Regions from separate parts of the Mus musculus genome. Here all the other regions are linked to region 2. A link is a loop called in an ENCODE intact Hi-C map of the cell type or tissue named here. Cell type or tissue: gastrocnemius. All regions are shown on one strand. Each heading gives the region's core, and the rest is flanking DNA. Links, peaks and the distances in the headings are about the cores only. Region 1 overlaps Ap3b1 (adaptor-related protein complex 3, beta 1 subunit). Region 2 has its middle 35 kb from the start of Wdr41. Region 3 overlaps Ap3b1 (adaptor-related protein complex 3, beta 1 subunit).

What was found. A loop is a pair of places that touch in the nucleus more often than their neighbours do. Peaks named below come from ENCODE experiments on the same cell type or tissue, not always from the same donor. Only the 100,000 strongest peaks of a DNase experiment are listed, where the experiment ranks them.
Region 1: it touches region 2 in a loop (9-fold over the local background); 23 of 42 quality-filtered maps call a loop at or near these places.
Region 3: it touches region 2 in a loop (6-fold over the local background); 10 of 42 quality-filtered maps call a loop at or near these places.

What each region holds. Positions count from the first base shown.
Region 1 is chr13:94,555,124-94,566,138 of GRCm38, reverse strand. Ap3b1 (adaptor-related protein complex 3, beta 1 subunit) reads right to left here. Exons shown (of 27, transcript NM_009680.3): 27 at 1-534. The coding sequence ends at 381. Among named protein-coding and RNA genes, the nearest start is that of Gm32305, 140 kb to the left of the region's middle. In gastrocnemius, for the core only: no CTCF peak of the experiment used is centred there; a DNase peak (open chromatin) is centred at 5,932.
Region 2 is chr13:94,936,117-94,947,131 of GRCm38, reverse strand. No RefSeq gene overlaps it. Among named protein-coding and RNA genes, the nearest start is that of Wdr41, 35 kb to the left of the region's middle. In gastrocnemius, for the core only: a CTCF peak has its summit at 5,684 (motif pointing right); DNase peaks (open chromatin) are centred at 3,200, 5,688 and 6,865; H3K4me3 peaks cover 881 bases.
Region 3 is chr13:94,377,245-94,388,259 of GRCm38, reverse strand. All of the region lies in intron 1 of Ap3b1 (adaptor-related protein complex 3, beta 1 subunit), which reads right to left. Among named protein-coding and RNA genes, the nearest start is that of Ap3b1, 24 kb to the right of the region's middle. In gastrocnemius, for the core only: a CTCF peak has its summit at 6,377 (motif pointing left); no DNase peak of the experiment used is centred there; H3K4me3 peaks cover 974 bases; H3K27ac peaks cover 1,376 bases.

The DNA of each region.
Region 1 (11,015 bases), core at 3,656-8,655, 380 kb after region 2:
CCATGCGGACACGTTCCTTGCTAATTTTTGCTTACTGCTGTAAGAAGGACGATTGCCAAGCACTGATTCACACCCACTGTTCTCAAAACCCAGAAGGAAGATGAGGTCAAAAGAAGTCGGAGGGCAGAGAAAATGCTACTCGGACTGGGGAGCTGAGGAAATGGACAGTAAAATATATGTTCTTTGGTTAGCAAAGCGAGGAGGGGCGAGGAGTGCACACATGACAGACACAGCAGCATTCTAAAGCAGAGACAAGAATGTCGAGAGTGCGCTCTTCCTGCTGCCAGATGGAAGGGCTATTATTATAAATGAAAGGCAGCAGCAGTGGGTGCCAGGCACTTTTGTTGTGTGCCAGATTCTGAAGTCCAGATGTAAGCAGGTTACCCCTGGGACAGGACAGGCTTCAGCTCCCGCAGCAGAACAGAACCAATCACGGTTTTCTCGGTGTTGATGATAAGCTGGGCTGTGGAGCCTTCCTTCAGTTCCACTGTGACTAGCATCAGCGACCCACTGTGCACAGTTCTAGCTGCAAACCTGCAAAAACACATAAGAGAGACCTTTTATCCTGAGAGGGGAAAAGGAGGAGCAGACGGCATCCGTTCAAACAGGCTTAAAGTAACTCTTTTTCTTAATGACGCGATTTACTCAAGGAGCCTTACCGTTCCACACCAAAGCCAAGCATCCTTTAGAAAACCAATCAGCTGCCCAGCCCGTGCTTCCCACATGCAGGCAGGCCACCCGAGCGCATCTCACACACGGAACACGCAAAGGAGGCCTATGCTCCTCATTAGTCTGAGCGGCAGAAGCGTGTGGGCACTCTCCATTAGGCTGTACTTAGGAAACACCCCTTGTCCTGACGGCTAAAGTGTCACCACGCACAGGGCTGCTTCAAATGCACTGCCATAGTTTTATTTCTAAGACACAGTAAGAACTATTACCTTTCTCAAAGTGCTTGGAATTTTAATTCCTCATATCTGAAAAGGATGCAAGAAGTTAGATAATTTTATATACATTATAAAATTCTTCCTAAGTCTCAGTGGCTCACGTAAAATATTCAAATTCAATCTCTACTGTTAATGGTGACATGAAACAAAGTCACATGACAGCCGAGCGCCACCCCGTAGCCTCATTTAATATTCAGGACATTAGATCCTTCTTTTTGCTTTAGGATATAATAGAGGCAACTTGAGGTCTAATGTGCTATTACTAAATTCCAAGACACGAAGAAGCTACCAATTACATGGAATTAAAAGCAAAACGAGCCTTGTAACACTGCAGTCGACTGGAAAGCTGCCGGAGGGAGGGAGGCACAGCGGACTTCTGTCAACCCCGCTACTTCACTCTGCATGCACAGGGGACTGCAAGCCTCAGAGGAGGGCTGGCACCCCCTCCTAGGCCTCCATTGCCCCCTGCACATTTTGAGGGGAGGGAGTCTGATTGCAGGGATGATTGGAGAAAGACAAAGTTGCTGTACATGAGCTTCTGAACACACTAACAAGTGTGGAGCAGGTCTGTGACCTGCTGTGACCCCACTTTGCAGGGCCAATCCCCTTTCCCCTCTCTGGGTGACACGTGTCTGAATCTGAGCCATCTGCCTCAATTTGCGCGACATCTTCAGCCACAATGGCACCCAGTTAGCCCTGACAACAGCTCACAATACATACAAATAAAACTGCCGAGCTGACAGCATGCTGCGGACTATTCAAGAGCAAACCAACTGGTCAGTGTCTCATGTCTGACAATTAGCATGGGCCTCGCACAGAGCCAGCGGGGTCCTCAGGGATCTGTTTAATTACCATCAACATAAAAGAGGGAGTTTATCAGGAGACACTCAGAAAAACTTCACTCCCGACTTAATTAAAATATTAGCCACTTAAGCAGGAAGCAGATTCTCTTTAAATCAAAAGTAATTTCTTTTTTGAGTCTTAAAAAATGACATCAAGAGCTTATCTAACACATTAGATTCTTTTTCTTTTTAAAAATCTAACAAGTCGTGTTTGGCCTAAAGAGAACGATGGAAATGAGATCTTCACCGACAACAAGACAACCATCCTCATCTCACTTGGCTGAAAATATTCTCGGCGCTCTGACAACACATAGTAAAACACCAGCTAATGGTGCGTTAGCAAGGCGCGTCAGCAACCTTTCTAACCATTTTCTGCATAGCCTCAAACATGCTGGAAACTTGTAAGAATTAGAGACAGTTTCAACAGAGAGGTGAACCAGTTTAGGAGTGTAAATCACAACCATGTTCCTAAGGAGTTTTGTTTCATTTTTAAAAATAAGCTCCATATATATGTATGTATACACACACACACACACACACACACACACACACACACACACACACACATATATTTATATATATGTATATATGTATGTATATATCTGATTTTTGTATGGGCACACAAGAGGTGAGGCACTGTGGGCACCTCCTCCTTCTTCCCTTTGTGAGAATACATACCACTCCCTCATCTCTTATCACCCCTACAGATGAATGCACTTATCTTGTCTAAATTAAAAGGAAATATGCCTATGTGTCTGTGTGGGTGTCTGCAGGCCCACACAGTCTAGAAGAGGGCTGGGGCCCCCTGAAGCTGAGGGCATAGCCAGTTGTGAGTCACCTTAGGTAGATGCTACAAACTGAACACAAGACCGCTGGAAAGTCAGTTAGCCCGCTTAACTACTGAGCCATTTCTCCAGCCTCCATGTCTAAACTTTAAAGGCGGTTTAGCTTCATAGGAGAATGATAATTCTATAGTTTGCTAAACTAGTCACAAGGATACAGTGGCTCTATATTCCATTCATTTACTCAACTCTCCCCATAGATCTGGTCACCATACTTGTAATTCATTCAACAAATATTTCAACAGAGGTCTCTATCTGACAGGGCTATAATTATGTCAACAGCAGTCTTCTTAGTCCCTTTATTTACTTAACACTTGTGCCTTGGGACCTCAGAGAAGATTATGCCTGAATGGGAACACAGAGCACCATCTGAATGTCAGGCCGGCAGAGCCCCAAGGCACACTTCATTTCTCTTCCATTAACAACGGAAAGAGTTAATGTACAATAACACTGGCTAGGCAAAGACAAATGTCAGTATGTTTATAGAGATTAAAATCAGTATCCTGGGCATGTTTTTCAAATCCTGTTTTAAAATTCTCTGCCTGAAAGATCAGGCACAGGAAAGCCGGGGCGTCTGCTTAGACTGCAGCGGCAGAATGAGCAGAGCACTAAGCAAGCACCCTAGCAACCATGCCACTGCCCCTTAGACACACAGGCGGCTGTGTCCGGCTGGCAGTATGCAGGCTGGAAGCTGTGCCTTAAAGCAGGGACCAGGAGATCAGATGTCCTGACACGCCCACTTCACAGTTCAAAAAGAACGTATTTAATTGGAACATAGCATGATGACAATTGGCTTCTTTGGGTCTGTGGAAGGCAGAAAAACTTCCCAAAGTTACTCATCATTTAAATTCTGAATAAGCTATATATATTAGCATATTTTAAAATTATAGTTATAAAAAAGAATACTGGTTAGTAAACAATCATTAGAGACCTTAATTGTGAATATATGCTAAATTTGATGGGTGTTATCAGGTCCTCAGTACTTGGTCTTAAACAAGGTCCTATAGTGGCATTTTTTTTTTTCAGGAGGCAGAAGTTCTGACTGCTATAAAGTAGCTGTTTATACCATGTGACCAGAGGTGAGTGCTAACCATTCCCACAATTCCATCTGACCCATGGAGGCAGGGGACTGACAGAGATGAGGAGGTTGAGGCCACAGAACTGGAGGCATTTGCCTGAGACACAGGGCGAGTGCATGGCAGAGCAGGCACTCAAACTAAGGCATTATGAATACAGGTCATATGCAGTCTTTCAATAGATGCAAAAACACACTCAATATTTGCTTTTATCAGTCAACAGACTAATTTTCCGATTCTGTTATTATGTCAGAATCCTGAAGGAAGATTTTCTCTTTGCACAATTATGTGCTTACTTTGAATGGTCTGTAAGTCAAGGTGTCCTGACTTAATTCCCCTTCCTATTTTTATCCCTGTTCTTAGAGACTGAAAACGTTAAGTATCATCTGCTTAGTCCTTTCAAGTCCCCAGTCATAAGGACTATAAATCCTTTTGGATGGAGCTGTATCAGGGAGGGAACTCGGGAGATAGATAACCTGGGCACCATAAGTGAGGACAAGGGAGACTCAGGCAGGGTAGAGCTACCTTGTGCACAACAGCCCCATGTGACGAAAGGACGGCATCTGATGATGCTCATTCCATTCTAACAGAAGCACCCACTGTTGACAAGCCGGCAAGTGAAACGCTAGGTCGCATCCGTATGCCATCTCACTGAATGTCTTGTCCATTATCTCTAGCAGTTGACATTTAATCTTTGTTGAATTCATAAGATTCAAGAAAAAGGCCAACTAAGCTCATGTTGTGACCCAAGTGAGAAAAAAGTGCTGCACTCTTGTAAAAAGTTATTTTGTAACTACTGTAGGAATGATGAAACCGGTCACATAATAATAAATTCGGAATAAATATATTGTCTACAACTCATTTAAATCTGTCAGAAGCTGGCTATAAACTATAATGTTCCCTTTCTCCCCCTAGACAGGATGTGTTGCAGTTCACCTGCTGTAAAGCGAATACGCCAGCACATGAATGTGAGTAGCTCTGAGAGGTTGCGCCTGCTGGCCTGGGGCACCCACAAACGCCAGCTCCTTATGCAGAGGCAGACTCCTTGCACCCAACAACAGCTTGGCGACAAGCTTTTGTCTTCTCTTGGATAGTCTCCTGCTCTCTGATTTTTCTATTCTGAGTTCAATTTCCTCCTGCTTTCTGTTCTACTGGTTATCAGAAACTGTGACAATGGCCCACTCAGGCTAAAACTTTTTTTTCCCCGACTCATACATGAAGCCTTCAATTACTGCCTGCTGAAGCAGACAGAATCCTATTAGTAAGAAAGACGATCACAGGATGCACTGCCCTGCCCTAGCTGTATAAAAATAATTAGTCCAAAGTTGACAAATGTGTAATGAAGCCGCACAGTCGTTATGTGTAAGAAAGCCTGGCTTGAGTAGGGCCCTACACATCAATCCGAAGCCGTCTGGTCCGGAACATTATCTTCCCAAGGACACAACACTGTAAATCTTTACTGGTTCGGCTTAACACACTAGGGCGCTGCAGACGGACAACGGACAGAGGCTCTGCATGGTGCAGAGTTCTATTTGGCTGGCTATTAAGTGGCATTTAAAGTTCAGTCCATTATACAACAACAGGAAGGGAGACATTAACAAGAGATTAAGACTTAGAGAATTTATCCAAGACAAGTTTTTTAAAAAATTGACCTGGAACACTGGGAAAGAATCTCTCTAGCAAATAGGTGAAGAAAAAAAAAAAGGTAAGAAAACCAAACTTCCATTAGGATGTAGATAAAAACCATCCCAACTGTCAGCCTAGTGATCTAGTCTTTGTATAAAAAAAAAGCTAAAATTGAAGTGTTTCCTAAGGGAAACACGATGCCACCCTCCTACAGCACGTCTGGTCTGCCTGCTTGGTGGGGTGTGGACGAGACAGAGTTAACAACAGAAGCCAAAAGGAAAGCCCCTTTCTTTGATCCCTGACAAAACTGTCATCCCAGAGGGATTCTTTTCTTCTCGTTTTTTAAAAATATGAAAACATCTATTTATTCTTAGTAAACTTGAGCATTATAGAGTATTACCTAACTAAAAGAGAAATTAAACAAAACTTAAATACAGAATGTTTTAGAGGGAAAAAAATCAGCTGTGCAGTCTGGTTATGCCTGGAATATTTAGCTTGTCATTATGTGTAAAATTAACTGAGGTCCAAGTTTGTTTTCAAATGAGATGCTGTTCCTAGAGCCAGTAGGGTTCCCAAGTAGATCCAAAAGCAGTGCTGCCCTCTAGTGGACAACCACTCGCCAGCAGAAGGAGCACCGGTCATTAGCCTGTTTCCCAACTCTCAGCTCTGTTGGACTCAAAAGGTATCTTATTGGAGAAGAGACCCAGTCAGATACCATTGCATCAAAAAATGTTTATATAAACCCTCGTTTCAGGACAGATTAAATTGGGATTGGAAGTAGTCTTGGAGCTTCTGAAATGTGTGCATGGAGACAGCCAATGTCACAGGCTAAGCAAAAATTGCTTGCATTACAATCCTCAAAAATCACATGGAATTTAAATCTCCTAGAGGTTCTATGAGAAAAGAAAACAATAAACAAAAACAGTACCCTGGAGCCAGATGTGGTGGCTCACACCTATAATCTCAGCATCTGGGAGGCTGGGGCAAGTTCCAGGCCAGGCTAGGCTATAGGCAAGCCTGTATTGCAAAACAAACAAAACACACCACAGCATACCACACTAAGCAAGGAAAAACCCAAACTGAAACCTGCAGAAAAAACCACCAAAAATGCAGCCCTGACAACACTCACTCTCCGGATGCTGAGATGCTGAGACCCACTTTTCCAGTCCCTGCCTTGATCCTACCTCAGTTACATTTAAACTGTTTCCTCTAAAGACTCACTTCTGGGACAACGTCACAACAGCTAGCTCACTTGGTCTAGCCTTCCAGACTGTTCTAACTGGGACTTTATTTACGCCTCCAATTTCTCAACATACAGAGACTAGACAACAAATACTATAGCTAGCTTTCTTAAAGACTAATGATTTTTTTTTCTAATTTTCCTTCCCCCCCCCCCACCCCAATTCAATAGGAAGCAATTACAAGAAGACTGTCATCCTAATCGCTTAAATTGGGGTGGATGGTTTTGGTCACTTTTGAGTAATAAATATATTGTTGTCTTAGGGGATGATTTACAAGTAATTATGGTCTTAGACAGGGAAGAAACAAAATAGAGAGCTTAGACTCAGGGATTTCTATCTTGTCTTTCCTCTTCTTTCTCTCCTTTTCTTTTTCCTTTCCCTTTTCTTTTCTTCTTTTCCTTCCTTCCTTCCTTTCTCTTTCTTTCTTTCTTTCTTTCTTTCTTTCTTTCTTTCTTTCTCTTAGAGAGCGGGGGTAAAAAAGGAAGATCATAGAAATATTATAAAATATTAGACAAATAGGGGAGGACTGTTAAATCTTCTAAATTTAAAATATTTTATAGTCATAATCTTACATTGGCAAAGATCTTTATATTTTAATGCAAAATTGAGGCTATTTTTGTTACATTGGTACAGAATTTTGTATATTGATATAGGTTTAAGGTTTGTATTGGTATAAATCTTTATATATTGATACAAAGCAAGATTAATTTTGTTACAACATTATATATATGTGTGTATGTATATATACATATATATGTTTCAACTCTTATATAGGTATTATACTTATGCAACTCATTTAATAATATAATGTTGAGTCCCAATCCTTTAAAAATTGTTTAGGATAATTAAATAACACAAAATAACATTAAGTTAATCAAACTCCTGGTCTTGTCAGATACTAGTCTGGATTATCACAGACATATGCATCCTGTGTTGTACAGATAATAGGTAGTTGGAGACAGGCAATATTTGCTTGTTCACATATGCTATGAATAGATGGTCTTCACAAATCTCAGAGACTCACAGAACATGGCATTGAAACATGCTTTTTAAAAAAATTTTTTATTAAATTAAGGCTTTTTGACATTGAGACAGGTCTGCTCCTAACAGTACCCCCACTCCACTCAAAAGACGATAATGACTATCAATAACCTCCATATCGAGTTGCTTTAATTGTGGCAAGCTAGGCATGTTTCAACTGCAGACATCGTGTCCAAAAAGAACAAATGAACACAGGGAAGTTGACTGCCAAGTTCTGCCAATACAGGGTAAGCGAGTCCTTCATAATTCCTGCTTCACACAAGGTCTGTCAGATGTTCTGGGCCAGAAGGCTGAAGATAGATGCTCCAACATTACAGAGAATATTGGGACTGTCCAGGCAATTGGCTGTCTCTGTCATTTCTATAATTTTTGGAAGCTGCGTCCCTGTGCTTCCTGCACACACAGGTAATATTTACTCCTTCTCAGGTCTCTGGTGGGGTTGAAGTCTAGATAGTCAAAAGAATCTTGCTATAAGCTTAAATTGTTTAGGTATAAGAAAATGTTTTTAGGATGGTGTAGTGGCTATTCCTGGTTGTCAACTTGACAATATTTGGAATGAACTACAATCCGGAATTGGAAGGCTCACCAGTGACCCTTATCTGGAGGCTTGGAGATCCTTATCTGGATCTTGGTTTGAAGATCTTGAGCCATAGTGGCTATGGATTCCAGAAGATTGAATCTCCGAGTTAAGGAACACACCTTTAATCTGGGCTCCACCTTCTGCTGGAGACAATATAAGGACATTGGAAGAAGGGAGTCTAGCTCTTGCTATTGCTCCTTCGCCTGCTTGCTGCGTGAGACTGAGTAACTGCTAGATCCTTGGACTTCCATTCACAGCTGCGACTGAACAATTGTTGGGAATTGGGCTGCCGACTGTAAGTCATCAATAAATTCCTTTACTATTTAGAGACTATCCATAAGTTCTGTGACTCTAGAGAACCCTGACTAATACAGAAGTTGGTACCAGGAGTGGTTCTAGAGTAACAGAAGTACAAGGATGAATCTTTTAAAATTCTGGAATTGGCTTGTTGATCCACCAGCACTTTCAACTATTGAAACCTCTCCAGATTCTCTCCCTCCTGGGAGCTCAGAGAATTTTGAAGACCCATGGTTGAAACTATATTCCGAACTTAAAGAAGCTAATGCCCTTGATTTTCTTAATGAATTAGGTGATTCAGTGCACAAAGCTTTCTACAAGATGGGGAAAAAATCGAAAAATGATTTTACTGGCTGGCTGCTCTTAGTATCTGTGGAAAAAATGATGAATGAAAGGAAGGAGTTGTGTGATAAAATCGAAAGGCTCCAGACACAAGTAAACGATCTAAAAGTTGCTAAGTGTGTCCTTGAGGAGAATCTTCTCTCTTGTAGCAATAGAGCTCAAGTTGCAGAAAATCAAACAGAAACTCTCATTGTAAGGTTGGCTGAACTACAGCGAAAATTCAAGTCTCAGCCTCAGAGTGTGTCGACAGTTAAAGTAAGGGCTCTAATTGGCAAAGAATGGGATCCTACAACATGGGATGGGGATGTGTGGGAAGACCATGTTGAAGCTGAGAATTTTGAATCCTCAGATTCTCAAGGGTTTGCCCCACCTGAGGAAGTAGTACCCTCAGCCCCACCTCTTGAAATAATGCCTTCCCCACATGAGGAAATTAATTTTGCAGAGTCTGCTCACGGCCCACCAATAGTTTCTTCTAGACCTGTAACCAGACTCAAAGCAAAACAGGCTCCTAGAGGGGAGGTAGAAAGTGTAGTCCATGAGGAAATTCGCTACACTACTAAGGAGCTTAATGAGTTTGCTAATTCATTCAAGCAGAAACCTGGTGAATATGTGTGGGAATGGATTTTAAGGGTGTGGGATAAGGGTGGAAGGAACATAAAACTAGAGCAGGCTGAGTTTATTGACATGGGTCCTCTGAGTAGAGATTCTAGGTTTAATACGGAAGCTCGCATAGTTAAAAAAGGTGTCAAAAGTTTGTTTGAATGGTTGGCTGAGGTGTTTATCAAAAGATGGCCTACTGGAAATGACTTGGAGATGCCTGATATTCCGTGGCTTAGTGTTGATGAAGGGATTTTAAGACTTAGGGAAATTGCAATGCTAGAGTGGATATATTGTGTAAAGCATAATTGTCCACAATGGGAAGGTCCAGAAGATATGCCTTTCACTAGCTCTATAAGACGCAAATTGGTGAGAGGGGCACCAGCACATTTGAAGGGTTTTGTTCTTTCCCTTTTCCTTGTGCCAGATCTTAGCATTGGAGATGCTTCTGCTCAATTAGATGAATTAAATTCACTGGGTTTAGTTGGATTCCGAGGTAACAAGGGCCAGGTGGCAGCATTGAATCGCCGGAGACAAGGTGATTCTAGTTATTATAATGGACAGCGTAGACAAAAGAATGTTTATAATAACATACCCAGTAATGGTCAGCACAGGAGAGGTGAAATTTATAATGGCATGACTCGGTTGGACCTTTGGTACTGGCTAACCAATCATGGTGTTTCCAGGAATGAAATACATAGGAAGCCTACTGCATATTTGTTTGATCTGTATAAGCAGAAAAATTCTCAAACAAATGAAAGAAAGGCTACATTAGATCGTGGTAAACAGCCAAATGAAAGAAAGGCTACATTAGATCGTGGTAAACAGCAATCTCGGCCAGTGAATCAATTTCCAGACTTGAGACAGTTTGCAGATCCAGAACCCCTTGAATGAAGGGGTGGCCAGGTTCCGCTGAGGAAGGATCTTGATAAGACACTCAAAGGTTTTGCTGTTACCCTTTCTCCAGTTCTTCCCCAGAGGGACCTACGGCCTTTTACAAGGGTAACTGTACACTGGGGAAAAGGAAATAATCAGACTTTTCGGGGTCTGCTGGATACTGGTTCTGAGTTGACACTGATCCCAGGGGATCCCAAGAAACATTGTGGCCCTCCAGTTAAAGTAGGGGCTTATGGAGGGCAGGTGATTAATGGAGTTTTGACTGATGTCCGACTCACAGTAGGTCCAGTAGGTCCCCGGACACATCCTGTGGTGATTTCCCCAGTTCCAGAATGTATAATTGGGATAGATATACTCAGAAATTGGCAGAATTCTCATATTGGTTCCCTGAACTGTAGAGTGAGGGCTATTATGGTTGGAAAGGCCAAATGGAAGCCTTTAGAGTTGCCTCTGCCAAAGAAAATAGTGAATCAAAAACAGTATCGTATTCCTGGAGGAATTGCAGAAATTACTGCCACTATCAAGGACTTGAAAGATGCAGGGGTGGTGGTTCCCACTACATCTCCGTTTAACTCTCCTATCTGGCCAGTGCAGAAAACAGATGGATCATGGAGAATGACAGTTGATTATCGAAAACTAAATCAAGTAGTAACTCCAATTGCAGCTGCTGTACCAGATGTAGTTTCGTTA
Region 2 (11,015 bases), core at 2,714-7,713:
AAAAGCAACAATGGCTATGGTACTGTTTTATCATCTTTGTTCCTCACATGAAAGAGTGCTTTCTATTTATAAAGTGTGTGCTGTTTTAGGCTCAAAATAAATCTGCAGACTGGGTAAATTATAAAGAAAAGAGATTTATTTTGATTCTGAGTTCTGGTTGAAGAGACAGAAGTCATTGTCTGGTGATAGCCTTCTTGGCTGCTGTTGGCAGAGCCCAGAGAGGCACAAATATTCATAAGAACTTCCAACTCCCTTGTTAAAATGTGGACTTGCATTAATCCAGTCTAGGGTTCATGTTGGACAAGAAGATGAAACTTGGCAATTTATCCAAAATGAAGCAGACAAAGGGACAAAGAAGAAATGTAAAAGAAATGTTAAGAGACATGGAGCAGTCTGGGAAACCAGGTAAAATCAGATGACAGACTGGGAGACAATGTGACAAAGAACAGTTGGTAGAAATGGTGGCTATGGACTTTTCAGAATTGCTGATAGCTATCCATGGACTTATGGAGTCCAGCACGTTTCCATGTGGCACATGTAGTCCTGTATGTACCACGGTAATGATGCTCAACATTGCTGGCCAGTAAGAAACCTGAAATTAAAACCAGAATGAGATATCACTGTATATTTATCAAAATGACTAAATAATAATGTACAAGGGTTGGAGAGATGGAGGAGAGAATCAACTCCAGCAAGATGTCCCGACCTCTATAGGTGTCTGCGCCCCCTGCCCCATGTGTGAATGGGTGTGTGTACATGACATGTGTGCACACCCACAAACATATACATGGAAGGGGGGTAAAATAAATAAGTGTAAAAATAATAATAGCACACTAATACTGGCAAAAGATCAGAGAAGCTAACTTATTCATATTTTACTAGTGACAGGAATTTAAAATGGCAGGCAGTCACAAAATAGTTTTGACAGTTATGAAACTCTGTATAGGCTAACCAAAATTTAAAAAAAAAAAGGAAATTACTTTTACACAAAAACTTAAACATAACTGTGTAAGTAACTTTATTTGTAATTGAGAAAAAGCTGGCACCAACAGGCAATTAAGGAAATTATGATTTGTACATTATGGGATACTGCTAAGCAATTAAAATGAGCAGACTATTGACAGCTACACAATTTGAATTAGTCTCAGAAGTACACTGACTAGGTGTTTGAGGTGGTGGACAACCTCAAAGGTAGCAGACGGTCAGGCACCATTTGTACAAAGTGTTTGGAATGGCAGTCTCTGTGAATGGAGGAAGGATTAGTGGCCGATGGCAGAGAACACTACCCAGATGGCAGAGAACCCTGCACAGGGTGGTTGCTCTGACCCAGATGTGCGTGTCTGCCCCAGATTCTTCAGCGGAAGCCCAATCACAATCCCTGTGGTACTAGGACGTGGGTGATGCAGTAAGGAACTCTTACTGGTAGGAAGTCTGCACCAGGCACGAAGTCGGCAATGCCCTGACACTGGACTTGCTAGCTCAAGAATTGTCAGAAATACATCCCTGGAGTCTGTTCGTATTCAGTGTTTTAAATAGACAGTTTATCTTTTAGTGGTCAGGTATGCAGCAGAAAGAAAGATTTGTTGTTTTATCTTTGGTGTCTTTTCATTGAGGAGTTTAGCCCGTGAATATTCAGTTATTGTTGAGAGATGTGTATTAATTCCTGAATTTGTGTGGTGTTCTGGGGTTTCTTAGTCTTCGCTTGCCTAACAAATGTCTTACAATAATTTTTTAAATCAATTTTGGATATGTTTACCATTGTCTTTTATTCACATGTCCCCAGCATTCTCGGTAGAACCAGCTCACTGGACATGTGCTGCCTTTGTCACAGCTAGTTCTGTCCCCTCCATTCTGACAGTTTTGTTGGGTAAGGTAGTCTGGGTTAGTAACTGTGATCCTTTAGAATTTGAAAAACATCCTTCCATGTCCTTTTGACCTTTATCAAGTTCTTTGAAAACTCAGCTGTGGCTTGGCAACGCCTGCCTTTATATGACTTGTTCCTTTTCCTCCTTGGTATGTTCTTTTCTTTGTTTTTGTTGTTTGGTTGGTTGGTTGGTTTTTGTTTTGTTTTGTTTTGTTTTGTTTTGTTTTGTGAGATGAGGTCTCTCTGTATGGCCATGACTGTCCTGGAACTCACTATGCAGACAGACCAGGCTGGCCTCAAACTCACAGAGATCTGCCCATGTCTGCCTCCTGAGGGCTGGCACTAAAGGTTCTTGCTATGCCTGGAGCCCAGTCACTGTTACTGCACTCTCTCTTTCTGCCTTGACCTATAACGAGACACGGAGAGTCAGTCTCTTTTGTGTTCCTTTCCAGTTGGTCTTCAGTATGACTCGTGAATAGGTCTTCTTAGATTTGGGGGATTTTCTTCTATGATTTGATTTAAAATATTTTCTGTTCCTTGGCCTGAAAGTTATACTCCTTCTATGACCATAATTTATAAATTTGGTATTTTTACAGTGTCCCACAGACCTAATATATTCCATTCATACATTGTTCTTTTTAATTTGCCATTGACTTTAACTGAATGACCCAAATCCTCTGCCTTAGGCTCACGCCCTTCCTTCTGCCATTCTATGGGGAGGCTGTGTACTGATGCTCTTCCTAAACTGTTGTTCCCAGGTCATTTCAGCTGTGTTCTCGTCAGTGTTCCCCACTCTATGCTTGGCTCTATTTTCATATCACGAATGGACTTGTCTCCTTCCCCTGTTTGCTGTTTTCTTTGGGGGGGGGGCGGAATTTATTCAGAGTATGACCTGTGTCCTCTCTGAATTCACTGGTACATTTAAGTCTCCCTTGAGATCCGTTAACATATTTATACCATTCTTTTGCATCCCTTAGAATTTCATCCAAGTCACTGTCATTGGCGGCCTTTGCTATGGAACTAGTAATTTTTGAAAGACGTTTTTCTCAGCTTTTCATGTTACTAGAGTTTGTCCCTGGAGTTAGTTTGCTGGATGAGACGTTCTGGTACATATGAGTTAAGTGGTCATTTGTTTTTAGCTTGTGATACACCTTCTGCTTCTCAGATCTTGGCTCAATTTAGTGTGGCTCAAACTTCAGTACCAGAAGCACTGAGTGTCAGTCCATGGATGGGATACCTGAAGACCTCGGCTCAGTTGTGGGGCATGGGTTTAGCCTCATAAACCACTGTGCACTGTGATGGGCGTCGTTCCAAGAGCAGTGCTTTTATGTGTCTTTAGTTTGTAAGGTACTGTGCGAGTCAGGACGCACGAGGAGCATTGCGCATGCGCCGCAGGTGCATGTTGGTTATGTGTCCTCTTGCTTCTCCAGTAAGAGCACATGCATGGTAATAGCCGTGTGTTCTACAAGTAGGAGAAAGGGTTCATCTGGATTCACCAGCAGGGCTACACACAAGCTTGGAGGAAGTCCAAGGTCTCAAGACCTCTAACATGCCTGGCCCAGTGATCCAGTCTAGCGTCTGAAGTGTGCTCCCAGGAGGTTGGAGAGTCAGGGAGTTCTGGTCTCTCTGGTCTCAGGTGGGCATGGGAAAGCAGAAGTGTACTGTGGGAGCCAGGGAGCCTGGGGCTTGTAACCAGCCTGTGTGTGAGGTGTGGTCTTCGAAGAGCAGTAGCTGTGTGGAAGAAGATCACAAGCAGAGCTTAAAATTTTTCCATTATTAAGCATTCTGAGGTGTAATTAATAAATCTGCTCCACAGAGAAATAAGTTTATTTTTTAATAAGGATGACCTATGGAATGACTCTACTACTTATATTCTTGAAATAATTTATTTCACCAATTTTCTAGCACATTCCAAGCTTAGATTGCTTGGTAGCCCCAAGGCAATAAGTAACTAAGCCAATATGGAAGACAGAGACTACTTAGTACCATATGGCTATTCGATGTTCTCCTTCATCTATGATAGTAAAATCATTGGGAAAAAAAAAAACTTCTGTATTTTTCAAATTGTCTGATGGTAGGGATCACACTTAGTTTTTGAAATTTATCAAAATGGTTTTAATTCTTCTTTGGAGCTATGTATATATAGTCAGCTGTTGTTACTCTCTCAGCTTAGTCCCCAAGGATAAATAACAGGAGAGCATGGATGGGGTGGCCCTGCAGTATTACGAATAAAGGCAGCAGTGGGATTTGAAGAGCCAACTCTACATAAGGCAGGACTAGTGAGCTTGTAGCATTTGCTAGCTTCGGTGGTGTAAATGCTTCCCCACGGCCAATATGATGGTCCTAGATGTAGAACAGGTAGGAAATGCACAGCAGCACACCAGTGTAGTGTATCTGTGCTCTACGGCTGCAAAAGACAGATGCAAAGAGCCGCAAGAACATCAAGCCCACTAAATGGGATACAGTAACTAGACAGTGATACTTTTATTTGCTTATTACTTTTGTTTCATTGTAATTTATTTAAGTGTGAGTTCATAGGTTTTTGTTGTTAGTAACTACTGTGCTAACAATAAGCTAGCAAGACTCCTGCTATTTCACTCAAGGGTACCACTTGGCGTTTTTAGGAAACGTACAGAAGCCAGGACCACGATATGTAGGCAACAGATCCCGTATTTCACTATGAGTATATATGTATTCCTACATACTCATGCACTGGATATGGGGAAGAACTCCAAAAGCTTTCCTTGTGGCTATTGCTTAATAAACGATATGCTACACAATTCAATGACATACTAAATTAATTGTTTTGCAGATAACAAACTTAATTTAAATTAATCCAGGCAGATCAGAGGGGATAATGCACCACATTATTCTGGGTTCCTAAAATGTCATCTAGCAGACCTGAAAGAACTCCATCACTCCCGGGCTGTGTAGCCCATGGATGAGACACAAGGTTAGACAGAGAAGAGGGGGAGAAGGGAGACTCCCAAAGGATTCCTTCCACAATTAATTATGTAAATCACAAGTAAATTAGACACTAAAAATTTAAGATTGATTGAAAGCCTTGCTCAAATTGGTTTAACTGTGATTCATAAACCAATCACGCAAATTCATATGTTAGGTTGTGTAAAAAAATTAGAAAGATGTAGAATGGAATAAGATTACCTTAATTTAAATGTGAAAGACATGGTTGCTGAAGTATGAGTCTCTTAGACTGTTAGCAGTAGTCCATCAGATGTTAACAAAATCTGATATGCAACAGTTTTACATATCCCCTTGTGGGAGAAAGATCAACTTGTGATCTGCTTTATAAATCAGCCACAGTGTTAGAGTTAGGCTACTGTAGCTAAATGGCTTTTAGATATGCTTCCTGTTTTAAGCTACCATATTTACAAATGAAAGCTTTTTCAAACCACGGCTTTTAATATAATTTGCATATTTAGTAATACATTGATTAAAATTAAACACGGATTCTTGCAATTTATTTCAGAAACAGATGGGCTGCATTAAGCGAAAAGCCAGAGCCTTTAAATAGAACAGACCCACTAGCTGACTGCTGGTAATGATGAACACAAAAACTTTGTAAATTGGGAAGGGGGAAAATGCCCACTGAGCTTATTCCAAAGCTTTTCTAACTAGTGATTCCATAAAATTAGTAATCAAGTTAATTTAAAATGAATAATGTATATTAAAGGTGTGCATTGCCTTAATGAAAGTGAATTTCTTAGGAAAAAACCGGAATGCTCCCAAGGAACTTTGTGTTCTCCTAGTGTGCAGGCTGAGTCCCCCAGTTTTCCTAATTGAGAGCTTGACAGAGGTTGCCAGCAGGTGGCGTTCTTCTATTGCATACATCTCTGCTGAACTATGGCTTTACACTGTCAGGAAATACGCCACAAATTTACTCAATGGTGGAAATATCCAGTCTCAAGATCTACTTCTCAAATGACCTGTTTTTAAAGTAGCCTTCACTTCTCTGAACAGATCAGACTGCAAAGAGGGTTTCAAGTGTAGTCGTCTGCCTCTGCTGTTTTGCTGAGCAGCATTTACAAAAGGGTTATTTTAGTATAAAAATACATAAATCCCTTATCTTAGACCTTTCAGCAAAGTTAGAAAGACTAAGCTTTTGCCTCATTCCCTCTAACAGTGTGCTATAATTCAGTCAGATCATATTACTGTGCTAGTTCAGTTATGAAAACGCAACTTTGTAGGTTTCATTCTCTGAAGCATTTTCCGAGTTACAGTAGAAAAGTCTGGCACGGTGCTTTGAGTTATCCAACACTTCCCACTTATAGGCAATCAATTCTCAGAGTGAGATCAAGGAAAATCTATGAAGTCGAGGATGTATTACTTAAATCTGAGAGCTACTCCTCCTTGATTATTTCCTGAGTTGAAAGTGAAAGAGAATTAAAGCTATAACATTTTTTTAATAAAAAGGTTCATGTTCCTCAAAAAACCTTTCACTGTACAGTAACAAAATCTTACTAAAGGGTAGACTCAGATGACCAAAGATGAGAATGCATCTCCTACTTAATACGAAGGTAAGCAGAAACTATGAGAGTAAGCAGAAAGAGTTTAAGAACGAAGTGTTTATTTCATGAAAAATCAACGACACAGTTTTGAAGACAGGACACCAAATAAAACTACTTTTATGGAGAGCCAATGATTTCTAAAACCACACGTGAAGAAAAGAACAACAGAAACCTGTTTTACCACAGCCATCACTACCGCAGCACCACACTGTGGAGGTTTTTATTTTGTTGCATTTTTTGGTTTTTAAATATGAAAAATCACCTCCAGCTTTTCCAAAGTTTGATTAAAAAGTCAAAAGTGCTTAAAAGGCCATCCCCCTGGTGTCACTCGCTCTAACAGGAGGTGTTTGTCACCTATTGTGAGTTGTGAAAATCCCCCTGTATCCAATGTGTTTTGTCTGGATTGAGATGGCACGCAGTTGATGGCTGTGACCTTCATGGTGGCTTAGATCCCTGGCTGGCACTGATTTTTGATTTAGTGCCGATCTGCTGCGCTTGTCACAGGCTGCAAGGTGCTTTCCATGCACTAATGGAACAGCTCAAGGGCAGAGGGCCCTGTAAATGTCTATCTCTCGCCAGCCACAGGCTAAATAGAGAGGTGAGTTTTCTACATGTGAATGACAGACTCTGAGATTACACACAGACGGTAATGCCGAGTTTTCAAACCCGTGCAGACTTGGCAAAAATAACAAGTATCCCAAAGTGCATGCTCTAGGGCTATCTGTCTTCTAATGAATATGTATCTACACTGTTAAAATGGAATATTTAACACAAATACTGATAATATATCTTCATTTGGTGGCAGGGAACTAACCATCAGTTGATGTGTCCTTTGGTTCAATTGCAGTTGTTAATAAATTCTGTTACTTAATGGTGTCTTCAACAGAAAATTGCCTATGTCCAAACTTTTTCCTTCTAAGGAAATGCAAAATGATATGATAATTGGTATAGAAAAATAAATTTTAAGACAAAATATTACCAGATGGCTGGTGGTTCGTCTTTGCCAGGAATCTTGGCCACTGAAGGATATTCTGCATACACAGTAAAGAAAACAACACAGGTGAGCTCTGCCTTCTACATTCAGCTGAGCTTAGTCAGAAGCAAGCCACACCAACAGGGTAGCCAACCTAGAATGAGAACATTGATGTAAGCAAATCGTATGCATCCCATAAGGCTCCGCCAAATGCCAGCTCCTCCAAAAGCAATCCCTATCTTCTGAGAACTACTTTTTCTCTGAACCTCTAAGCGTTAGGCTAACACACCACTTAGCACTATTGCTACAGCCTTCTCATGTTAATGACAGAATCACCGGAAATGCCGATAGTTTTAAATTTTCCTCAATCTGCAGATTGCTACCAAGTTGTGGTCATTCATTCATTCATTCAACACGTTCTGAGAATACAAAGTGTGTCAGGCACAGGCGATGGTGCTAAAGATGAAATGGATGTATTTGCTCTCGAGGAGCTTACAGCCCATTGTGGAAAATAAGATAAAGCATGTCCATGAGATACGTTATGCATTTCATACAAGTGTTTGAAATGACTCCACAGGAAACTGCTTCTAAGTGCATTCCAGCCATCTTTTATTAATATAATTTTGTCATTTGCATACCGCTCGGGACACGAACTGTACTTTCAAGATGGACCAGCAGTCTGCCAGAGAATATCCCAAGCCCTTGCAGAAACATGGAATGCTCTCTTGGATGGGGAAATAAAGTCATTTAAAATGCTATTTTTACATGAATTGAATCACCATATAGTATGACACAAACATATAGAATTTATATGTACATATAAATTTTTAAACTGTTTACAAATAAGGAAAACCACTATTTGTACATTAAAATGGAATAAGGAATGGAATGCAAAATTTAAATGAAATTTTTAATATAAAAAAATCTCAACAAATATTACTTTCAGCCAACCACCTTTTGTCTATCTGAGTGAGAAATCCTTATTTCCTGCCAGCCTTGATTGTACACTTGAAACTTTTAACAGGCTTCAGAAAGTGTACATGCATTTGGAATAAAGAAGTCCCACTGGCCCTCTTCCTAATTATGCACCTCTGTGTGAGTTATTTAACCAAGGAAGACCTGAGTCTTCTCATCTACACAATATGCATGATAATACCTCTCTTCAGGGCAGCTCTAAAGGCGAAGAGGGCGGCTCTGTGTAAAGGGTAAAGACTGCCTACTTATCTAGCAACTTCCCTCATCCCGGTGGAAAGGGACCTGTCAGTTGCTTATGTCACCAATGTGCACGTTGTCACTGAGACTGCTTGCATGTAAACCACCGACTGAAATAATTCAATCATCCCCCTGCCCCACAGTGATTTCACTTTCTGTGTGTGGAAGAGACTGGTTAAACCCTCATGGACTCCACTGAGATGTGCGCATGACTTGTCACTGCCTCTACTCAAGCATCCCGCATCCCAAGCGGCCTACCTTCCTTGTGCCTCAAATCTCCTAGCAGCTCATTAGATAAGTATCATATGAGATCCCACGCTATTTTGTGCGGGTGACAGGGTCACGGTAGCCCAAGCTAGTTGTAACTCATGGCAGACCTTCTGTCTCCACCTCTCATGTACTGGGATTCCAGGTGTGAGCCTCCACACCAGGCTGCAGGTTCCTCTTCTTCCAGCTTTCCCTTTAGCAAACCTAGACATTGGAATAACCTCAGCCACCGCTCCTATGCTGGAGGCACTCGCAGTGCCTGAGGGAGCCTTGCAGGCTGCACCACCCTGGTCACCCTGGCTAACTGAATCAGAGACTTGATGCTCAAGCTCTCTGTGATGTTCTCTTGAACAAACACACTCAGAATCCATTTGCACTGACCCCAGGTCTCTAGGTACCCATCAGGATGGGTTTAGATGTTCTCAGAATAGCAGCCCTGCCTTGGTGTGTCAACACTACTGTCCTCTAATGACGGGCTCAAGCTGACAGTCTGGCAGCTGCCTCAGGTCCTCCTTTCCTGCTTCCCTTCTTTCTCTCCTGTCAGAATTTAAGCTAACACCATAATTGTCTACTACGATTTAAGCTTTTCTGTTTTGATTTAAACTAGTACTGTGCTTTTTTAAAAAATTATCCTTCCATAAACTTTTCCCTAGATTGTAAATGCCATGAAGGAAAGAACTACAAATTTTACAAAATATTTACCTCAGAATATGTCAAAACACTCTATATGTCAACAGACTATCATGATACCACTGAATTCTTACTGCATCCTAGGCATTGTATTAGGTCATTTAGTTCTCTTAATAACCCTGTAGCAATTTTTAATAAATTCCCCACCCCCCTCTCCCTCTCTCTCCCTCATCCCAACCACAAATTCTCTCCCTTTTCCTCACTTCCCCTTCTGCCCTCCAATCGACTCTTCTTCTGTTTCTCTTCAGAAATGGATATCAACCAACCGTGGCGTATCAAGTTGCAGTAAGACTAGGTACCGTCCCTTGCATTGAGACCCAGATAGAATTTTTAATTTTTTTTTAATCTTGAGACTGTAATTGCTTCATTTCCTCTTCACTTCCCTCCCTCCAAATCCTCTCCTAGACTCTTCCTTGATCTCTTTCAAATTTGTGGCCTCATTTTTATTAATTACTGCTACATACATCTATGCATGCTTACATATTCCTAAATATGTAAACATAATCTTCTCAGAATTCTCAACAGAGAAATCTTTAATGGCCAAGAAACACTTAAAGAAATGTTCCACATCATTAATCATTAGAGAAATGCAAATCAAAATGACTCAGAAGTTCTACCTTATATCTATCAGAATGTCTAAGATCAAAAACTCAAGTTACAACTCATATTGGCAAGGATATGGAGCAGGGGAACACTTCTCCATGGCTTTTGGGAGTGAAAACTTGTACAACCATTTTGGAAATCAATTTGGTCGTTTTTTTCAGAAAATTGGGAATCGATCTACCTCAAGAACCAGCTATACCACTCCTGGACATATATCCAAAAGATGTTCAGCCGTACCACAAAAACACTTGCTCAACTATGTGCTTAGCAGATTTATTCATAATAGCCAATAAGTGGAAACAACCTAGATGCCCCTCAACTGAAGAATGGATAAAGAAATTTTCATTTAGACAATGGAGTATTTCTCAGCCATTAAAAATAATGACATGAAATTTGCAGGCAAATGGATGGAACTAGAAAATATCATCCTAAGCAAGGTAACTCAGACCCAAAAAGACAAACATGGTATGTGCTCATTTATAAGTGAATATTAGTCATAAAGTACAGGATAACGTACAACAAACCACAGACCCAAAGAAGCTAAGTAACAAGGAGGGCCCAAGGAGAGATGCCTGAAAGGGAAATAGATTAAGCATTGGGGTGGATGGAGGGAGGGGACTGGGGAGGGGAGGGGAGGGGAGGGGAGGGAGAGACAACTGTATCTAGTGGGAAGCATCTCTGGAATGAGCTAGAAACTTAGGACAAGGGAAAGAGTGACCCTATCTAAGACCCCTAGCAATGGGGGATATGGAGCCTGAACCAGTCATATCCTGTAACCAGGCAAGACTTTCAGTGTAGGGACTGAAGCACCAACCCATCCACAAAACCCTAGACCCACAATTTGTCCTGGCTACAAGATGAGCAGGAGTAGAAGGAG
Region 3 (11,015 bases), core at 3,849-8,848, 560 kb after region 2:
TGCACTTGAAATCCCCACCTGGGAGGCGGAGGTGGACAGACTATGAGTTTCAAGTCAGCCTTGGCCGTAGCAATTCCCAGCAGTGCAGGCCACCTAGAGACCTTGCCTCAAAATGAATAAACAAGAAGGAGATCATGAGAAGACGCAAGGATTGAGCTGGAGAGATGCCTGTTCTTCCAGAGGTCCTGAGTTCAATTCCCAGCAGCCATCTCTAATAGGATCTGATGGCCTCCTCTGGTGTGTCTGACAAGAATGACACTGAACTCCCATACATAAGATAAATAAATCTTAAAAGAAAAATGAAAGAAAACTCAAGGATTGGATCAGTCATCTCCACCGAGCCAGAGAGAGAGGACACTCTACAGCAGAGACACTGGAGAAAAGGAATGATGGAGAACTGGTAACGGCTGGAGTTTCCAGGCCCCGGCCGGGCACTATGAGGTAGAAAGAGGCAGCCATCCATTTCTCAACAAAGAAACGCATCCCTGTAGGAGTGACATCAGCCAGCATGGTTACAGGCACGAGAAGCCCAGAGCTGTCCAAAGCAGGGCTTCCCACAGGCTCCCATTTGCAATCATTTTTACTCAAAAAATTTTTACACAATCCCACATAGTCAGATATATAAAGTAGTATAAAAGCAAAGCCTTCGTGGATAATAAATCACGATGAAATTTATTTTAAAACACTTACATATATATATGTATATATATATATATATATATATATATATATATATATACATATATATATATATATATATATATATATAAAATTTTGCCATTTGGTAAAGATGAAAGCAGATTTTGTATACTAATGTGATGGGTGTGCTTCCTTAGGTCTGCACTGCATATCTGATATGAGGATAGCTGCTTCAATGTCTGTCACAGCTGAGCAATACTTGGTAGTAAGTATCAAATTGTGGTACGTCCATTCCATGGAATGCAACTCAGCAATGAAAAGAAATAAACTACTAACACATGAGACAGCACTAATTAACCTCCAGAAGCAAGCTGAGCTCCAGTTCTGCAGGGCCACACATCTTAACAGTAACAAAATAGAGGGTAGAGATATCAGAGACCACTGGGGCAGACACGCGTGGGCCCTTTGCTTGGTACTTCAAGGATGTGAACTACACGTGTGACAAGAGAGAGCTAGTCATATAAAAAGGAACAATACAAGTAAAACTGCAGACCTGTGAACAATGGATGAATTTCATCAATGCCAACTTCCTGGTTGTGCTTTTATACCAGAGCTTAGCAATGGCAAACTCATCAGAAATGGTGAGGGACACAGGACATCTCTGTAGCATATCTTTCAACTCAAAATGACTCTACAGGGACCCTGAAATAAAAACTAAGAAGCAGCTTCACAGTGATTATAACTCAGCTGACAATTACATTTTAAAAGGTAAGAGTCAAGTATCCACATTATCACAAAAGACGTAACAATATCATAAATTCCTGAAAAATTATCCTTATTCTTCCGAGAACTGCCAAGTGAGGTATCATTACACACCCGCAAGGGCTAGAAGCGACTGGCATGGACATGCAGCACCCAAAATTCTCACAATTGTTGGGAGAAACATAGAATGATATGATCATGTAGGAAAAGGGGAAACTGGTACAAATTTAAGTATACACTTGCATACCACTCAGCCGTTCCTCCTCAAAGAGAAAAAAAGCGCATATCCACACGATGACTTACGAAAATATTTGCAGTGAATCTATTAATAGTCATTTCATAATAATAAAGAACTTGGAAAAAATCAAAGTGTCCATCAGCAAAATGTGTCTTAAGCCATATGTCAGAATATTTGTCTCTCAGTAATGATAAAGAACTAGCTATTGATGCAGGCAACAACAGGTTAATGAACTCTCAGAATCATTATTCTGAGTCAAAGAAAGCAAACCCAAGAGGATAGGCGGGGCTTAGTGCTTGTAATCCAAAGACAGTTCTAAAGGCACCTGTATGTTGACTGGAGCACCATGTCAACTGGAGCACCATGTCAACTGGGACACCATGGCAACTGGACCACCATGTCAACTGGGACACTATGTAAGAGGGCACAGGGAGCATAGGAAAGGTCTGATGTCTAAGATGTAAAGGCTTGGCACCTGTGATGGCCATTTCACGGGCATGCACATACATCAAACATTTCTATTATAAGGCTTACGTGGACAGTTGGTTACATCAAATCCTAATTCTGTAGGATGGATAGTAGCGTTACAGCGCCTTATCCATTGGTTTAAACAAGACATTTAGTTCTAAAGACAATGGAAATCACACCCAAGAAGGACATATGAGATGAGACATTGATTTGCAGACTTTGAAATGAGGCTGTACATTCATGTTTATTCAAGAATTAAAGTCACTGAATCCCATTTTAATTCATCAGAAGAAAGCTCTCAAGTTTCCGAAAGAAGCTGTCGGGGCACAGAGCCTAGAGCAGCGGTTCTCAGCCTTCCTAACACTGTGAACCTTTAATGCAGCTCTTCATGCTGTGGTGGCTCAACCACAAATAATTTTACTACTGTTATGAATTGTAATGTAAATATCTGACATGCAGGACATCTGATATGCAGTCTTTGTGAAAGACCGGTCAAGCCACGAAGTGGTCGCAACTCGAAGCAAGCCACGAAGTGGTCGCAACTCGAAGGTTAAGAAGTACTGGCCAAGAGGGTGACAAGTGAAACTAGCCACCACTACTACTGTCACAGCTCATGAGCTACAGTCTGACAGTCTACAGCAAACTGTGAAATATAGCCAAAAGAAATATAGCCAAAAGAAATGCATGGCTCCTGAATGCAACACATTCACCCACCAAATGACAGCCCCAGAAAAGTGCCAGTGAGACAGACACTCAGGGGCCAGTGAGACACTCAACTGCTAAGGACACCCACACCAAATCTGGCAACCTACATTCATTCATTGGGAGCTACTTGGCAAAAGGAAAGAACCAACTCCCAAGACCTTCCCTTCTCAGCTAGCATTTAAACACAGATCAGGGGAAACTCAGCACTTCAGGCATCCGGCCTTCTTACCTCAGGCTTAAAACACTTTACAAGTCAAATAACACACTCAGAATGCATGCGTGGCTGGAGAGAAGGCAGAGTGGATTAGCAATTGGCTGCCAGCTCCTACCCAGAAGCTTAAACACATTCCTAACTCCAGTTCCAAGAGATCTGATGCCCAACTCTGGTCTCCAAGGGCACCAGACATGCACACAACGCACTTACATATCTGTGGGCAAAGCACTCTAGACATTGTGATGGTTAATCTTGGTTGTCAACCTGACTACCTATGGAATCTACTAAAACCCATGCAGTTGTTAGGGATTGTTTTCTTAATTAAATTATTTAAAATAGGAAGATATACTTTTAATCCAGACCTTTGGATGCAAGAAAACCTACCTTCTGGGCTGGTGAGATGGCTCAGCAGGCAAGAGCACTGACTGCTCTTCCAAAGGTACTGAGTTCAAATCCCACCAAACACATGGTGGCTTACAACCACCCGTAATGAGATCTGATGCCCTCTTCTGGGGTGTCTGAAGACAGCTACAGTGTACTTTATGTATAATAATAAATAAATCTTTAAAAAAATAAAAAATAAATAATAAAAAATAAAATAAAAAGAAACCCCACCTTCTGCTGGCAGCCTACATAGAGACCATGGAAGAGGGAAGTTTTCACTCTTTGCCTACTTGCTATCACATAGCTGGCAAATCCATTCCTGGCATTAGAGCCTACTTCTTCAGAATTCTGATGTATACTGAAGACCAACTGAGACATCCAGCCTTAAAGACTGAACAACTGCTGGATTATTGGATCTTCCCTTGATAGACAGCCACTGTTGGACTAGGTAGACCACAGCCTGTAAACTGTTCTAATACATGCCCTTTCTAAATATACATATAGACTCACTCTATAAGCTCTGTTCCTCTAAAGAGCCCCGACTAATATATAAAATATATCTTTTAAAAATAACCAAAAAGAAGAAGGAGAAGAAGAAGAAGAAGAAGAAGAAGAAGAAGAAGAAGAAGAAGAAGAAGAAGAAGAAGAAGAAGAAGAAATGAGCGTGAGGTTCACCCTGAAGTTAAGCCTTTGTTGAAGTGACAGAGTTAACGTGAGGACCTGTGGGTGGGCCGTATGCCAGTCATAACTATGTTTTAAGAAGGGATGAGAATAAGAACACACACAGCAAGAAATGATCAGGCAGGGACACAGCAAACCAGAAGAGAGGCCTTGATGACAAGGCTCCTGACAGCTTGATTTGCCACCTTCAAAAGTTTGTGTTGGTTAATTCACCCAGTGTCTGTAACCTAGGACAACTAATGCAGGGTTTAAATGTTAAAAAAAAAAAAAAAAACTATCCTCATACCAAAACAATTAAAAAAGAAACACTACACACTTTACTTTTCCCCAGAGAGAATACAGGCAAGGCGAATTATTATGAAAAAAGTTTACTTTTACTTTTCAAATGGTATATTAAATATAGTAGTGACCATTTGCAGGAGACAAAAAAAAAAAAACTACAGTAATTAAAACATCCAACTAAGGGCTGGTGAGATGGCTCAGTGGGTAAGAGTACCCGACTGCTCTTCCAAAGGTCCGGAGTTCAAATCCCAGCAACCACATGGTAGCTCACAACCATCTGTAACAAGATCTGACGCCCTCTTCTAGTGTGTCTGAAGACAGCTACAGTGTACTTACATATAATAATAAATAAATCTTTTTTAAAAATCCAACTAAAATATAACCAGTATTTTATGTTAACTAGATAGTAGAAATAACTATGTATAAAAACTGCGAGGCTGAGGAGATGGTTTGGGCATTCGATGAGGGTGAAGGCATGACACATGCAGCCCTGATAGCCAGGGTCAATCCCCAGAGCCCACATAAGAAGCTGGCAGGGATGGCGTGCATCTACAATCCTAGCACTCCATGGTGAGACAGAGGCAGAGAGGGGGATCTTGCAGAAGCTTGTGGTCAGGCACCCTGGAGCACACACTCAGCACAGCACTCACGAGAAGGTGAGAATTGACTCCAGAAGGCCGACTTCTGACCCCCATATGCACACTACAGATCACGCGTGCCCCACCCCAAACAAATAAGTAAACAAATGTTTGGGGCTGGCGAGATGCCTCTTTGGTTACGATCACTCACTGTTCTTCCAATGGGACAGGGATTCTATTCCCACCACCCACAGCCATCTGTAACTCCAGGTCCTAAGGATCTGACCTCTGAGGGCACCAGGCTCACGCATGGTACAAACACACACTCAGGAGAAACATTCATGCACACAAAATGAAATAGATATTTTAAAAGAAAAACTGTCTCTGAAGATTTACTATAAATCTCACTGTAGTAAACTTAGAATCCCCTTTTCTAACATCTCAGGCTCTTCAAAACTCAGAGACAAATAGAAGGCTGTGGTGATGTGGGTGGGGAACAGGGCATCTCAAGCCACTCCTCCTCCTACTTTGTCCTGTTCCTTCGTTTTACATAATGATACTAAGTGGAAATACTAAAACCTAAAAGAAACATTTTAAATTGTATTCCTGTTGAGGAAACACACACACAAAACAGAAATAGATAGGAACTAAGAAGAAATGATTAGACACCCAAATGCCAGAAAAGGGGAAGCCTTTCTCCTTGGTTTCACTTTCCTTTTCCCTAAGAATGTTCCAGAACTTTCCTCGCCAGTGTTACCTGGAGAGAGAAATGGACAATGAGGAAGAAGAAATATCAATTTTAGGACCTGTCTACCACTCACCCAGACATCACCTTGCTCGGTCCTAACGGAAGCCTGGCTAGTCCCTGCTACATTCGTGCAAACAAGGACCTCTTTTCAGCCACCCTATGTCCTGTCCTGTTCTCTAAAACTAAAACCGAGAAATCAGGATGCCTTTGGTGCTGCCCCAGGGAAGAGCTACTAACTCTCAGGTCCAAGGGAACAGAAATAAGCTCTACTTCAGCCAGAGGCAGTGCCCAACTTCCCCAAGCCCCAATCTGTCACTATGACTTCCCAGATAGTGCCTTCCCCAATGCCCCTTTGCTTGTCACCAAAACAGGAAGGATTAAAAGAGCTGACACCTTCTTGTCAGTCTCGGATGCACTGTCTCTTCCTGCTCCTAAGTCAATGCCTTCAGAGTGTGTACTCAAAACTGACCAGGACCATGTGTTACTACATGACACTTAGAAATTAAGAAATGTTTATAAATTCAAGGTACTTGTTTGAAATAACGTTGAATTAGCAGTATTTGAAACACCATGTGTTATCTGCTTCAAACGCAGGCTTCCTTTTCTTTCCCTGCTTCTTCACTTACCCTCAATCTGAGGGAACTGACTTTATTTTTACATAAGTGACATCTTGTGGTGTTAAATGGTATAACTGTTCTATCCCATTCAAAATAAGCCTAAAAGTTTCAAGGAACAAGAAATGCATTGCTGAAAAGCTAAAGCAAACCTCATTTGGACTGGGAAAGGCGCTTGTACTCTACCAGAATAAACCAGAATACTGCCCAAAGCAACATGGGACGAGTCACGCAGGACAACCTGGGAGGGAGGTAGAGTATCGGTGGACTTTCTTTTTCATAAATCTGAAACCCAGAACTTATTACAACACTACTCCTGACCCCTCCTTCTCTTCCTCCACTCATTGTAAAGCAGTATAAACAAAGAGGAAACTGAAATCCAGCAGGCACCATGCTCATCAGTGCCACTCAAAGTACTACCTAGACACATGGAGGCACTCAAAGTCACATACTTGGAAAGTTGGAAGAGTAATTTGACAGTATAATTTTATGTTTATTGAATCCAATAAAAATGGGGTGGTATTGTACATACTTTTTCCACTGTATTTTTCTAGTAATTTATTTTTATTGAATTTTATAGAAGTGTTCATCCATGACAGACTGGAATTTTTCAAAGAAAGAAAAGCTCTTTAGCAGTTTGAGAGCAGAGCTCACACAATTAACTTGTCAGCCTTACTGTGGTGTGACTTATTATAACATTCTCCAATTCTAAGAGTATACTTTGTTCAGTTTTCAAACATGGGTAAAATCCTGCAATCACTAGCTACATCAACCACAGGACACTCCCTCCAACCTTGCCCACAACCTTTACAGCCAGATTCTCACTCCCCAACATCGTGATGGGTTGCTACCACTCTGACCCTGTATTTTCTAAAACTTCATACAAGCAGAGGTCATTCTAGCAGCTATAAAGCAGCTATAAAGCAGCTATAGAGCAGCTGGCAATATGTGTGTGCCCTCTGCACACAGACTAAGTGGTCCTTCCATGGCAGATTCAGTATATCTACAACAACTTCGTAATACTCATCCGGGTCTTAGCTGTCATCAGTCTGTGAAACACTGTCACCACACAGGCCAGGGTGGCCTGGAACTGGAGATCTTCATGCCTCTGCCTCTCTAAAGCTGGGATTACAGGGTAAAGACATTGATGTAGCTACCTCTGTGAACACCTCCTTTACGGTGTGTGTCTGCGCATGCACGGGTGAGGTCAAAGGACACCTTTCAGAAGTTGCTTCTCCCCTTCAGATCCCTGGGCTTGTGCTATAAGGATTTTTACCAACTCGCTGGCCCCTCGAGCATCCACTTGCTCTGTGTTAAAAATATTCCAAGCCTTTTTCCCTACGTCTTTTGAAATATGTACCAGTAATCATCACCAAGTCGCTCTACACAATTACCTTCCCTCAAAACAGTTCAAGAGCTGTGCACCACTAAGAGCAACACCTGAGACTTAAATCTAAAAATGAGGACGTGGCACAAGTGCTGAGGGACTGTGACTTCCTTCAGAGTTGTACCACAATAGGAGATATTAAAATGGGGGCAGGGAGGACAGGACATTTCCCAAGATTGCCAGAAAACTCTCAAACCTGGGCTTTGAAAAACTCCTAAGAGGAATACACAACTCCCCATGGCAAATGGCAAATGTGACTGGATTTGCAGAGGGGCTGGGAACTAGAGCAGGGTGCAGTGCTACAGCCAAGGCTCCGGGCCTTCCTGACATGCTTGTGGAACAGCACAGGGCCTGGTGATGCTTGCAGTCTGCCTCCCCTTCCTAGGGTCAGAGCCTTGCACAGCTTCAGGCATGTGTCCTTCACTTACCACATACAAAAAGGTAAAAACGCAAAACTCCAGCTACAACTGATGGAATCTTAACCAGCCAGTCACCCACCATCGCCTCTCAAGCCACAATCAACCAGGCACAGACAGAATTTTCTCTACAATACTGTGTACAGGACTAAAGGAGAACACGTTACAGGCACTCCCTTATCCCTGCTTTTTATTAAAACTTCTCCCACACAGGACAACAATATCTTCATTTAAAAAGCCAGTGTACAATCTCATGAATCCTTCAGAGCACGCCTCTAGATTGAGACAAATGAACACTGGCTTCCATCTTGAAGGGCCTGCCTCCATTATGTCCCATTTGCACTGGTGACACACAAAAGAAAAACGAGGTTGGAGGGGGGGAATCCCTCCTGAAATTATATTCAAATAAATAAAAACAAAAATAAATGCACTTGAGGAGCAGATTATGTCAGAAGGCAGCACATGATGGAAGTGAAACAAAAGGACAGACTGCAGAAGAGAACAGGGACGCAGCCTGAGAGTGGTCGCACTCTACAGAGAAACAGGGCTGTGACCAGATAGGGCCTTTCAAGAGAGGGAGCAGGAGGGGCAGGAGAGAAACACACTGCTAAAACACGGACACTGATGTAGTATAAGGATCTCCAATTCCTGTCATGAAACCACCTTGTAAACTGCCACAGAAAACAGCCATTTTTAAAGCCATAGGGAAGCGCACACAGGACAGATACAGACAGGACTTAGAGGCCGCCATCCCTCCACATCAGTTGGTTCCCTCAGTGCATTGTCCCCTGGGAAGAACAGAACCAGAGAGGCAATTATTGTGACTGAAGTGACAAATACTGAAATCCAGCCACAAGAGTGACTGAAACTTGAGCAAAATCAAAGAGGAAGAAACCACCCATAGGTACACAAAGTTGTCAGCACACTCCCTTCAAGGAGCTGGCACATTTCCACAGGCCAAGAGTCTAAGAAAGCAAGAGGAATGTCACCTGGGAGGGAGAGGCTTCAGAGAGCACCCTGGAGAGAAGAGCAACTATCAACTCTCTTACCCAGGGCTGCCTGGGCTTACACCACAGAACGGCCATACAGACAGGACGATACACTGGAGAGCCAAGAGCGAAAACAGCACATGATGCACAGAGCCTGAGACTAGCATAGTTAGTTCAGTGATGGGCTGACGGACTCACCAAGCCTAAGAACCCAGAATCTGACTAAACTGCGAGGTGGAACAGGAGGGCAGTGACAGAAACTAAATGGTGAAGGGATCTGAGAGGAAGAGAAGTGCAGAGACCATCTATAGCTGAGCCCAATTCCAGAGTCACCGAGTAGACACTTTAAATAATATGGTCACAAATCACAAGAAAAGATGGACAAGACAGATAATACACACAAGTACTGTAAGACGAAGTTTTTGCTTTAATCCCCACATGTGGGGAGACGGGGCCACTTCTACTTTGCAGCAGCTATGGTTCTGTGCTCTGGCTGAGGCGTGGGTTTGCCAGCTGCAGACAGTTTCTGCGACTGTGTGATGTCTGAAATCCTGGGAACCTTTCAGAGGGTGCAGTAATGCTAGGGCCCCAACAGCCGGGGTGCTGATTGCTGGCTGATGGAGGTAGGGGGTGACTGCAGTTTGCTGCTCCAAGAACAAGAAGAAAGAAATTAGATTCAGAGGTTTCCAGCTCTCCCTCCTCCCTACCCTTCTCTCTCTCTCCTATCGGTGCTAAGGGCTGAAAGCTGGGGGAGGGGAGATAAAGGGTGGGAGAAAGAAGAATCCACCAAAGTGGCTAAGACTGGCTATAATATTCAGAACTGAAAATACAGAATTCGGATTGGAAGCACTCTGGTCAGGCTTAACACCAGACGGAACTGAAGGCCAGTCCAGAGGAAACATGCAAATTAGAGCTCAGACAGAGACAAGGATGGGAAACAGCATGGATGTATTCTATGCTATCCAAACATCTAATGCAGCTCTAATTAGAACCAAAAGCAAGGTTAGAAGTCAAAGTACAAAAATAACTGAAGAAGTTCTCCCAAACTCAGAAAGACCTAAAGTCACATACTTTAAAAATCTTAGGAAATAGGAAAGACAAAGTTATGCTAAGTGCATCAGTCAAATGATAGAACAAGCCAGGCAGTGGTGGCGCACGCCTTTAATCCCAGCACTCAGGAGGCAGAGGCAGATGGATTTCTGAGTTCAAGGCCAGTCTAGTCTACAAAGTGAGCTCTAGGACAACCAGGGCTATACAGAGAAACCCTGTCTCGAAAAACCAAAAAAAAAGATAGAACAATGAGAAACCATCCTTAAAGACACCACAATGAAACACACTGCCTTAAGACACATCTGCAAACCTCCCTATACAGGGGCAAGTAATAAAGTCTAGGCTTTAATAGCCACACCATCCCTGGTCTAACTATTCATCTCTACTGCAGCATGAAACAGACAGAGAATGCATGATGGGGCACAGCTATGTCCCAATAATACTTATATAGATGGGCAGGCAGGTCTTCCATGACGCTGATGCTGACTTCAGAAGGCAGAAGACAATGGAATGAGTTTTTAAAAGAGCTAGATTAGAAAAAAATGGGAACATAAATTCTAGAACTACTAAAATACTATATATTTAGTTCAAGGATGGCCAGCGTTTGACACTGATGTGAAAGCAAGCAGGCTTTACTGCTAGTCATCGGGACTTGGTGCCATCATCTACAAGGTACCTCAGCAAAACCCACCACGAGTTGATGTTCAATGCACTTTGACTTTACAAGAGTACCTCGAAAAACGTTTCCTTTTTTAAAATATTTATTTATTTATTTATTTATTTATTTATTTATTTATTTATTTAATGTACGTACACTGTAGCTGTCCTCAGACACTCCGGAAGAGGGCATCAGATTTCGT